Regions from separate parts of the Homo sapiens genome. Here all the other regions are linked to region 1. A link is a loop called in an ENCODE intact Hi-C map of the cell type or tissue named here. Cell type or tissue: endothelial cell of umbilical vein. All regions are shown on one strand. Region 1 has its middle 120 kb from the start of MTAP. Region 2 overlaps CDKN2B-AS1 (CDKN2B and CDKN2A antisense cis and trans regulatory RNA 1). Region 3 overlaps LOC107987053 (a long non-coding RNA gene).

The links. Hi-C counts contacts between places; a loop is a spot of excess contacts. Peaks named below come from ENCODE experiments on the same cell type or tissue, not always from the same donor. Only the 100,000 strongest peaks of a DNase experiment are listed, where the experiment ranks them.
Region 2: it touches region 1 in a loop (4-fold over the local background); 1 of 110 quality-filtered maps calls a loop at or near these places.
Region 3: it touches region 1 in a loop (4-fold over the local background); 1 of 110 quality-filtered maps calls a loop at or near these places.

The regions. Positions count from the first base shown.
Region 1 is chr9:21,682,865-21,686,864 of GRCh38, forward strand. No RefSeq gene overlaps it. Among named protein-coding and RNA genes, the nearest start is that of MTAP, 120 kb to the right of the region's middle. RefSeq lists an enhancer at 1,621-2,820. In endothelial cell of umbilical vein, no CTCF peak of the experiment used is centred here; DNase peaks (open chromatin) are centred at 287 and 2,247; H3K27ac peaks cover 3,839 bases.
Region 2 is chr9:22,101,133-22,105,132 of GRCh38, forward strand. All of the region lies in intron 14 of CDKN2B-AS1 (CDKN2B and CDKN2A antisense cis and trans regulatory RNA 1), which reads left to right. Among named protein-coding and RNA genes, the nearest start is that of CDKN2B, 94 kb to the left of the region's middle. RefSeq lists enhancers at 1,476-1,977, 1,756-2,955, 1,978-2,477. In endothelial cell of umbilical vein, no CTCF peak of the experiment used is centred here; a DNase peak (open chromatin) is centred at 2,349; H3K27ac peaks cover 1,980 bases.
Region 3 is chr9:21,316,508-21,320,507 of GRCh38, forward strand. All of the region lies in intron 2 of LOC107987053 (a long non-coding RNA gene), which reads left to right. Among named protein-coding and RNA genes, the nearest start is that of IFNA5, 13 kb to the left of the region's middle. In endothelial cell of umbilical vein, a CTCF peak has its summit at 1,950 (motif pointing right); DNase peaks (open chromatin) are centred at 1,654, 1,994 and 2,254; H3K27ac peaks cover 248 bases; H3K27me3 peaks cover 545 bases.

The sequences.
Region 1 (4,000 bases):
GATCAGTAAGATGCTCTGAGGTTGACATTCTCAGGGTTATACACACAGTAGTGGCAGAATTGGGGACTGAACCTAAATTGATATTTTCGTGAAACCAGAAGGACTTTCTTCTATTTCACCCCACTCCCTTACTAATGGTTCTCACTTAATGTTTGTTGAGTGAAACCTAATACTCAGACATGCTCTTTTCAAATGAGCTCAATAGCAGATGTCTGTTCAAATCCCTTAGGTAATTAGAAGTAGAAATGGTTGGAAATTTCCCAATTGACTATGAGTAATAGTGAGGCCATCTGGGTAATATATAAACCCATTCACACCAATTCTTCTCCAAATGCCCCAGAAGCATTATTACTTAGCAGAGCAGGCCAAAGAAGGTTAACCGGCTGCTTTAAAGGAAAGGTGGGGAAAGAGGAGCTTTGCTCTAACATGGTCAGGTCATTCTACTGCCAGTACCATCCTGGAAGGGTCTGGTTTCAACAGGTGTCAGTCCAGGGACTATTACAAAGAAGGAAACGGAAAAATAGGGCAGCACACACTTTTTAAAAAGTCTTTCCTTATTTATTCGTAAGTTGAAAGGAGAGAGTGATGGCAGAATGTGAGTGTAGTATATTAAGATATGAAATACAACAGCTGAATGAGTAGAGTGTTTTCACTGTTCTGGTAAGAATGAAATACATGGGTATATTCAAACTAAATGCTCTTATATATGCATTTCAAACTGGTATTGCTCAATATAAAGATATATGATGAAATGATAAAATTCATGCCAATAATTTAAATTAAAATCTTCTTTATTTAGAACATTAAATAGCAAATAAAACACCATAAGAAGCTGAAGAGGGTCTGTCAAAGGAAGACCACCAATCTACCACCAGGAGTCGATTTCAGTTCCCCTAAATATCCAAGCATGAGGGAATGCTGGCAATGTGAACGTTCAATGGTAAAGTATCTGAGGATTTTGCAGATGCAGGTTGTCAAACTCATCATTAATGGAAGTAATCAAGAGCTCTAAGCATCCTTTTTCTTTTCCATAAGTTCCAGGGTGCATGTGCATACATTCTAAATGCTGGTCTGTTAAACCGATGTGCAAATTTTCAAGGACTATGCCAAAAGATAATAGCAGCAAGCCCACATTCAAATGCTGGAGAAAAGGAATGGGCTCATGACAATGAGCAAGTTAGATAATGCTTACAAATCACACTCGGGAGGCATTTTCTTCATGTTCACAGAATCTGTAAAATCCCTTTGCAGCAGAGTATGGCATGTTTTATTTTTTTCTTTTTCCAAGTTAGGTAACAAGTTTAGAATATATCTAAAATTTATTGGATACTAATTGTGTCCTAGGGTCTCTGTTTAGAACATTTATTTGCACTGTCTTATTTAATCCTTACAACAAGCTTATGAGGAAAATTTCATTATTACTCTATGTATTACATGAGGAAGCTGAAGATTAAGGAAGTCAACCGTCAATAGCCATGTAGCTATTAAGTGGGCCTCTGAGATTCTAGAACAGATCAATCTGACTCCAGACTCCTTTACCACACACTGCATTATTTGATAAGAACGTAAGGGAGTTGCCCAGAGCATCTAATCTCAAACCTATCTCTATTAATTCCAAAGTCCTTTATTTTTCCATGCCCACATTCTCCTCTATATTGAATCTTGTAGTGGATTTTATTAAATGAAGTGTGGATTTTCCCTCTCTAAGAATGTCTACAGTGAAGTTATTTACCACAAGATGGTTTTCATCCAGACAGAGGTATATCTAACACGAATAAATATTTTCTGAGCATTTACCATCTGCCCCACACTACAGTAACACTGTCGAGTTCACTGAAATGAACCTGATGGCTTCTGTGATTCCAGGCAGCAACATGTTTCTCTAAATCCAATGAAAATAGGAACTTATAACATCTTCAGCTTACATATTTACTGTTAACACGAAGGGGGAAATAAAATGATTTCATTTCCCTTTCGCTGTTTGAGGAGCAGTAAAGCCCAGCTTCTTGACTTTGAGTCATACACCTTGAATGGTAGGTTGGGCAAACTGGTGGTCACCTTCAGGTCCCAACCTGTAGAGCAACCCACCTTGGAAAGCCTCATCATTCAGGGAGGTAAGTGTGCCAGGCTCCACAAACCTGGACTTGCTGGTGAAAAGTCTCTCCAGCCAAGAACAGCACAGCCAGGAAAGGGTAGTGGGAGGTAGAAAGCAAGCTCAGAGCTGGCAAGTGGACAGAATGAGTCACCTCTTTGATGTGGAGTGGTTATTCCAAACACAGCAAAGGTGAGCAAGCATTTCCTTCCTCTGACTACCCTAACTACAGCGGCAACAGCCCCTTAATGTAGGAAACTGAGTCACAGGCTAGGAAGGTTTCAGAGATGCAGGAGGAAAATTGCTAGACTATACTGTAATACCAATCTTACTAAGATAAATTTAGTGTCAGCCTGGTAAAATATCATTCTGCCTTATTTGCATAAACTAATTTTCCCTTGTTTCCACAACCTTTCCTCATTGCTCCCTATTCTTAGTAGGGATGCCAGTTAAGAAATGTACACATAGAGCAAGACCTTTCAGCAGAATTAACTCTTTAAAGGAATCAGTGAATGTGAGTGAAAAGAAGACTGGGATTGTCTTATTAAGAGAATGAAAACGCCGTAAAAAAAAAAAGGTTGTTAAACCCACTGGTGGTTCTGGGAGTGGCTGGTTCTTTCATAAGAACAGTTTGGTATACTGGGTCATGCTAGAATTCGCCTGCCTCAGCCTAAATGGATTGAGTCCATTTGCAGAAAACAGAGGAAAAGTACGCTGTTTCCACTGGTTTCAACTTGGAGCAGGATTGTCTGTTGGTGTCTCAGCATGGGGCCTTCTTCACTCTCCCTGGAAGCAAGGCCCAGAAACATAAAGGCTATGTTTTCTAGACTCCTTGTAAGTAGTGCTCTGATTTAGGGTCTTCTAACGAGAGACACTTGCACGAGAAGGTGGAAGAGAAGGCACTGTTATTGCTCTGGAGTTAGTGAGCAGGTACAGGGTCACTGGCAGATAGCAGATCTGAGGTTTTGCCAGTGACTTTTGGGGGTCTGCCTGAAAATCACCTACTTAGGTGCTTCAGACAACTGAGACAGGTGATGAAGGTCCCCTGCAACTCCTGCCTTACCTGATTTCCTGAATACTTGTGGCAGTTTCCCTGATTTTCTTGTCTTACAATGTTTTGTAAACCCTAAATTAAATTTCCTGATTGAATAGCTAAAGAGGTTTCTGTTTTAGACTAAACCCTACTTGTCACATACTTCGAAGGGGCAAAGAATATATCCAAATAATTCACCTTTCATAAATTATTAAGAATCTATTTTTATGTAAGAATTCATCTTTTTCAAACGTTTATATTTTCATTATGTACCAATTCTTGTGGCAATGACTTACAAAATTTACTATGGAGTCATGAAATGTATTTCATGCTTCTCATGACATCTGTTGTATATTAACATATGTTCATCTATCCTATGTCCTTGAAGAGTGCTATATGTTTGGTCTGTTCTTATGTCAGAGAACACAAAAATACACACACCCACAACCTGAATTTTAGTTTGTAAATTTAGTGGCTTTGTCTGAAGCTTTTCTGAGCAAAGAGTAGAAGGAGAGAGAGAAATGACCTGAATTCTTAAGAATAGCATCCAAAATTTTGACTCATATAGGCCAGAGTAAAGGGGAAAGGTGAGTCTTTCAGAGAAAACATAATCTTCGTGAATTAACTTTTTTCCTTCACAAAGATCAGGCTTAATCTTTGCTCCCTCTTGCCTCTCTCATATTTATTTTCATTTCCCAATCAGCAAAGGAAATATGCTTAATTTTAGACTTAACCTGAAGCTCAACATTGTGGGTAAGGGGACTTGTTCTGAGCAGTTTAAATTCTAAGGCCTCATGATTATTGAATAAACACTGAATGAAAATAGAGCGACTAAAATATCATGAGATTAATAAGTTTGACATGATTGTGTACGC
Region 2 (4,000 bases), 420 kb after region 1:
GAGACACCCTTCAACAGACTGCGCTTCTTATTTTCAGAGTATGTATTTCCATGATAACACAAGTATCAATTATAAATATTAATTACAACTTTCCCTCCTCACTGCAGACTCAACCAAGAGTTATAAATCTGTGTATTACTTTCAATGCTCATAACAATCTTCTTAACCACCATAAGCAGACTGAAAAAGTCAATCTAGTTGAATTGTTTTACTTTATAATGCTTTTATAAGATACTCAGTCTGAAACTGAAAGATAGGTAGCTCTAGAAATGTGATAAATGGCCACAGAAGTAACAACTTTTAATAAATTAAATTATGGATGTTATGTCAATTTTAAGTAATGTCTCAGTTTTATATCTTGTTACCTGACCTAAATATCATTCCCTTTAGTAAAATATCTATTAAAGCTTTGTGGCAAAATAAGAACAGAAAAATGGTTTTTGATTTTCAGCTTTCTCTGGTGAATAATTTGTTTTCTTTTATTTTTCCTTCTAAAATAATCACACGTTTCATTGCAACCCTAACCCTCTTCAACACACACACACACACACACACACACACACACACACATGGCTTCTAGATTCTACATGTACAAGAGTGCAAATCAAACTACCATAGAAAAACTAAGAAGAGAGGCCTAGAAGCAAGAGGCTGATACACTATCTCAGGCTTCAACAAAATATTTATCTCTGACTATACCAAGGATGGGCAGAGCTTGCATGTAAGTGGCTTGGGCTAGCAGACTGGGTTTTGAAGGAGGACAACATGGCCATGTTCTTGGTTCGGTCATGAACTGTCTATGGCACATACCTTAAATACTGTTGGAAGGATCCGTTAGCTCCAGAGACTGCAACCAACTGCCTATGGTCATAACTCAGCTCTCAGACACATTTTGTTGTGCCCACAGAGTGCTGTTTGCCTGTTTGGTTTTTAAACCAACACTTAAAATGCAGGGAATTTAAGATAAAAATTTGATAAAAATGGGAAGATTTGGCCGTATTGGGCTCATGGTAACTGAGATGCATCTGAATGACAGGCATTCCTTTGAATTGCACATTTGCTCTTGTTTTTACTATAGGCCACTCTCACTTTCTGTTTTTTTCCCCGGCTTTGAAACGATCAGTTTTAGTACTGAAAAATTATCTAGGATACTAAAACCAGAATTTCTCTGCTAGATGGCTTGCTCATTACATTACCTACATGATTCTGTGTAAGGGATTGTGTAAGTTTTCTATGGTTGCCATAACTATCACAAACTTGATGGCTTTATAACAACAGAAATGTATTTACAGTTTGGAGGCAGAAGGTCTAAAATCAAGACTTCTGATTTTAGTCTGTCCAAGAGCCTCTGCTGGTAGGGCCATGCTCTCGGCAGAGGCTCTTGGGGAGAATCTGTTCCTTGCCTCTTCCACCTTCTGGTGGCTTCAGGTGTTTTGTGGCTTGTGGCTGTATCACTCCAATTTCTGCCTCTGTTTTCGTATGGCCTTCTACTCTGCTCCTTTAGTCTCTCCTTTAGGCTGTTTCTTATAAGACACTCACCTAAAACCCAAAAACAATCTAAAAGATTTTGCAAATATGAACATTCTAATTACCTTAGAGTTAAGATTTTCTTTTCTGCTAAGTGAGGGCATGGTGCAGAGAGCAGGAAAGATGTGAAACTAGATAGCATACAAAAATAGGTGTTCATAGATCTGGGCCTAACAAGGGTGTGGCCAGCAACTCTGCCCTGCTTTATCAGCATTAGAAAGCCAGTCCTCTCAGAAAGTGCCCAGTTAGCTAAATTCATGAGATTATAGACTATTAAGGTGGAATGGACCTCAGAGATGGTCCTTGCTCTCATCTGAGGCTTCAGTTGGGCCAGTCAGAAATGTGGGAAAATTGAGGCAGGTCAAATAACCAGGAGTACAAACAAACACAATCTATCCAGAAAACTAGAAATCTTACTAGTGACTATTCACAGGTTACTTTCTGCATTCTGGGGTTTTCATTCTAGAACAGATGTGTGTGTGTGTGTGTGTGTGTGTGTGTGTGTGTGTGTGTGTGTGTGGTGCGTGAAGAGAGGGGAGGGGTGCCCAGAAAACCATACCCACTTTCCCACATATCCCAACTATGACTGGGCAATTATGTCATTATCACCACTGATATATAGCTGGAAGAGTTTAGTGTTGCCCTGCTAAGATCTGGATTTTCTTTTCTGGAGCTTGGCTATTGGGGCATTGAGAAGTCCAGCCAGGAGGTTGGTCAGAGGCTAACCCAAAAAGCTTTGCTTAACTCTGGGCTACAGCTGGGGGTTGCCAGAGAGAAGTGCCTGGCATTCCTGCATGCTGACATCAAGCTTCGAAGTTGCTGCCCTCTGGTGAGTCAGCAGCAAAGGCCCACATCGTTCGAGAATGCTGCCCAATCAGAAGATGTGATGCCACACCTCAGAAATCTTTCTAAACCTCAGCATTCTGTAGACTTCAAACAACTCCTCCTGAGAAAGAATGTAGAAATAATTAAATTTATAAGATTAAAGTTATAAAAAGCATAGAGCCTATAATAATAACAGCAATAAGATAAACTCCACATTTGCTTTTAAAACAATTTATTTGAGTAGACAGCCAACCCCCTGTATTGTACTCCTTTAAAAAATATTTTAGGCTTTTTAAATGCTGAGGCAAGGGGACATACCAAACACTAACAGGCACATTGGGGTTTTCTGGCTATTGAAATAAAAATGTCCTTACATAACACTGATGTACTGGAATAGCACTGCGTTCCAGTGACGGTTATTGCAACTCAGCCAGCATATCTGTAGCTTGTGAGCTTTTCTTATCAGAATTTTATCTATAAATATACATATACGTAAATTCTATTGTGAAATAAAAATAAAATGTAGAATCTTCTCATCTTTCTTATTAGTCAATATTGTGCTACTCTTTAATAATTTCTCTCAATTTTTTCATTAAGCAGATATTACTAGGGAAATATACATGAGGCAGAAGGCAAATTATTTGCTTAGTGCAATGCAAACTTGCTTAACAGGTAAGAGCAGAGTCCCTTCCATAGCATTGCCACCATATGGCATTGCCATATCGTGGAGGCCATAAAGAGGAATGACATTGTAAAGATTAACTGGATTTTACTTGGCAAGGTCAGGCACCTAGATGGCATGCTATAAAATGGTTAGAAGTGCAAAGGAAACCTGTAGCTAGAGGCCATGTGAGATTATGGAAGTGACTTTTCTTACAATCCTGCCATCTGGTTTGGATTGTCAGGATCAAAACATTTCACTTGCCCAAGTGAGGATGCTCTCTACATGGTTTTGGGGATGAGGGAGACTCAGAAATAATGTTTGTGGTACTGTAGCACCACTAGGAAAAGAGAAAAATTGGACCTGACATGAAGAAAAGCATGCAGCCAGCCACTAAGACTACTTCCCACAGGACTGGAAATCTCTACCACCGTACCTCTCCTACATGCTGGGTATAAGAAGTTAAAGGGAAGCCAGATTATATTTACCTACTCTTTCATTCATTCATTCACTCATTCATTTATTCATCCATTTACCATTTGTTTGTTTTTTGTTCATTTACTTATTTAATAAAAATTGTGTTTTGCATATTCTAGGTGCCAGGCATTGAAGAACCACTGTTATTGTTCTCAAATGACTGACAGTTTAGAGGAGAAAATGGAAGAATAAATAGACACTTGTGATGCAATATAATAGTGCTCTAATAAGAGCAACATATATTGAATACCACTGAATATTAAATACCAGGGACTTTGCTAGGAGCTATAAATTAATCTCCACAGTACATCTAAGATAGAAGTTTTATAATTACTCTCTTTAGGAGGAAATAGGGGTCTATAGAGGTTAAGTCTCACAGCCTGGAAGGAGTCAACAAAAAAATACTCAGCCTTAGGTATTCTGACTAGAAGCTTGGGTCCTTAACCACCTACTCACCAATTTGAAGAAAGATGATTGAAACTGCAACAGCTACACTGACTCTTGAAAGCA
Region 3 (4,000 bases), 370 kb before region 1:
GGCTGCTGTGGTATCAGTGTTATCCATGGTGGGGACACTGACGTTGGCCATGTCTCCATGGGAACACTCTGTGGTTTCAGCATCCACTTTAATCTTCTCTCTGATCAGAATAATCTTAAGTAGTTGATTCAGTGCTCCCATTTGTATTGCTCCATCTCCTGAGGACCTGCCGCTCTTCCAGTCAATGTGTTAAGTATCTCTCTCTTCCTTCCAAGTTCTAAAGCTGCTGCTTGCCTTTTCTTCTTCATGTTTCATAATGTGGGCTCTGCTTTTTTCAACAAATGAGAGTCCTGAGCCTAGTGTAGTCTCTTCCTAGAGGAATCAGAACATAGAAGCACCTGAACAGGGGCACAGATGAACTTCTGCATTCTTTACCAACACGTTGGGTATAATCACGTGGGAAAGATTCTCTCTATTGACTATGTTTTTGTGCCTAGCAGTATTTAACTTCAAGTACTTAACCTTTGCAGTACTGAACTTGCCAGGCAGGGAGAGTCCAGGCATGACCATATTCATTTTGGATCCTTGATCTCACAAAACCTAGCTGTCTCCAGGTGGCACTGTGCCACGACTTCCTGTATCTCCTCCAAGGGATTCAGGGCAGAAACAAGGTTTTATGTGTCCTTCTCCAGGGGCACTGCACAGGCAGGGAACTGTGTGAGGCAGGTTATGACAATGCCCCTTGCTGCCAGCTCAGCCACCACTTCACCTCAGTTCTCCAATACTTTAGAATATATAAAAAATTAACTTCTGAATATGATCAGGGTATAGCCACAGAGATTTTTCAGGGTAAGATGATAATATGCGTACAATTTTTGCCCACTGAAATGACAAGCAACAAAAAGGAAAATCACATTAAAGAAATAAGCAGTATAGAAAATAACCAAGAATTAAAGGAGACTTAATATTTGAAAGTCGTTAAACAATCATACAAACAGAGAAAGGAAGAGAGAGAACCAGGTATATTAAACTTTTTAATATTTTCCCCTGCTCCTAAACTGAGTACCCCACATTCAGTGGTAAAAGAAAGAGACAAGAGACATATTGTGAAATATAACTGAATTTCCCAGTTTCTCTCCTCTCCCATTTCCCAGTTTCTCTCCTCTCCCATTTGAAAAGTGCAATCTGAAGGTTGGGTCTGTAACCTGAGCAAAGAATAAGAAATTCCTCCTAAATTGAAGCCTCTTCCTACTATCTAAGTAATTCTCACACACACTCCTGATTAACTTCTTCAATTACACTATTTGCAGATCACTTTAATACTTCCCAAATTCTACACAAATAGATACCTTCTCTTGATATCATTTGGCAAGAATTGTATCCTCTGATTCCTTTACAAATGTCTTTGCTCTCTTTTACTACTGAGTAAAAAGCACAAGGGATGCAAGTTGACTCATCATTGAAAATAACAGAAAATGTTTTAATTATAAAGTTGGGACATGACCTAAGGAGTGAATGTGTAAAATTAGCAACTTACTGTTAAGAAAGAGCTAATGTACCTTAACCAGGAGATTTTTCTTGATTTCCCTTGTAGTTCTACACCTACATTGGCAGGTTGTACTGATTCCCAGTCTAGCACAAAACATAGAGGGAGGGACAAGTCAAGAGGCTGGAGGCAAGGGACACGTTCTGACCCTTTCTCTCTCCACATAGCTGCCCATTGTTCAAAGAACATGTGCTTCCTGAATCTGGGAGTGTTTTCTCTCTCTGTGATACAAAAGCTAAGAAAATGGGCTTCTTCCAATATTAGGGTTAATTCTTTCCGAGAAAGATGGCCTTTTACAAATGAACGAAAATCTCCTTCAAGGGAACAGAATTCTTTTTCTTATTTTTTATTTTTTTATTTTTATTTTCTTATTATCATACTTTAAGTTTTAGGGTACATGTGCACAACGTGCAGGTTTGTTACATATTCTTTACAGAACAGAAAAGCCTGCCCTCCATAGACTTGGTGCACGTCTTTGCCAGTAGGTGGCTCTCATCCTCTGTAAATATTTCAACGGCCTCCAGAGTAAAATGGATCTTGCATTCTATTTCCTTTTTCCACAGGGATGGTTACATTATTGTAATGGGGATATTCCTTCTTTTCCAAAACTATTCACCAGGAGGGAAGTAAAAAAAAAAAAAAAAAAAAAAACAGGCCAGTGATTTGGATGTTTCTGAAACACCTAGAACTCTCACTCAACTTTTGCTTTCAGCTGATGGCTTTGTACTCTTATGGGAAAATTGACAGCCAGAAATTACAATGGAACAGGAAGCAGCTGTATGAATGGCAGTGCAGGTTAATGGTGAGTGAATGAGGAGAGCACCCTGGGATTTCTACGCTGGGGAGGGAGGAAACTAATGTCATACAGAAATGAAAGAATGGGATCCTCCAGTAAGTAGGGGGGAAGGGAGAGTGTGGCAGCCATCAGAATCAGCAAAGTATTGTGATTTTTCCATGGCTGAAAATCAAGGTAGTCCCATTTCCAATCCCCCTCCCTCCAGAAATATATATATGTATATATATGCTTGTATATACTTAAATTTTATGTAACATAAAATAAGTTTATATACTTATATTAATATACATTACATTTTTAGATTATGTATTTTGTAATTAATATGTGTAAATATAATTATGTATACTTAAGTATATACAGCTTTAAGTATTATATACTTTTACAATCTCATATAATTTAATATATGCTTATTATATTATACTTAACATATTAAAATATATTAAATTTGTATATTATTAAATATATAAGTATACATAATTTAAGCATATGTATTTAAATATACATAAAGAATATATAGGCCTGGCGTGGTGGCTCAGGTCTATAATGCCAGTACTTTGGAAGGCCAAGGCAGGAAGATTGCTTGAGGCCAGGATTTACCAGCCTGGTCAACAGAAGGAGACACCATCTCTACCAAAAAATAAAAAATTAGCCAGGTGTGGTAGTGCACACCTATAGTCTCAGCTATTTGGGAGGCCAAGGTGGGAGGATCACTTGGGCCCAGGAGTTCGAGGATGTAGTGAGGTATGACAGCAGCACTGCAGTCCAGCCTGAACAAAAGAGTGAGACTTTTGTCAAAAAAAAAAGAATATATATTTATATATCTTATATATGTTTTTGTACATTTAAAAATCCATATGTAAATATAATGTGTAAAAATATGTATACATTTATATATTTTAATATATATACTTCAATATATACTTTATATAGAATAACATATATACGATATGTTATATATACACATATACAATATAGCATATAACATATATTGTATGTTATTAAATACATTACAATATTTACTTATTTATTTGTATTTAAATATGTATATATAAATATGTAAGTGTATATTCTGTATATATCTATAGGTAACTTTATATAATACTATATTCAGTTAGTTTCAAATCACCTTTTTTTTTTTAGGGTTGAGTTAGAGAGTTGTAAAGGCTAGGAAAATGGTTTACAAAATATGTTTTACTTGGGCCTAAAAATAATCATCAATGGTGATTTGAAACTAACTGAATCTGAGTAAAGGGATTATTTTATTTATTTATACTATTCACAGAGCAGCCATTTTCTATCGCAACTTGCTGAGACACTGGTTCCCTGGAACAAGCTTCATGGGGGCTGTACAATTTTTCCTCTGTGCAAGGCACTACTCTGACAATGGGAACCTGGGCTCTGCTCCTTCACAGTTTTACAGACAGTCCCCTTTCCTAGAGTTTCAATTTGAGGGACATCAACGTGTTAGACCTCAGGAATGTCAGGGGAGCTGCAATCAAAGCTTCTCTTGTCTGGATTTGGTTAAATGTGGACTATACAGGATTATGTTATTTATTACATTGAAATTAAAGGTAACTATCATTTACCATGTTCAGATTCTCAGCCAGTAATTTGCAAACTTTATTTTATTTCATCTTTGCAGTTTCCTATGTGACAACTATTAAAATTGTCTCAATTTTGCAGAAGAGGAAAGGAAAATCTGATGTTGTTTAAGCTCC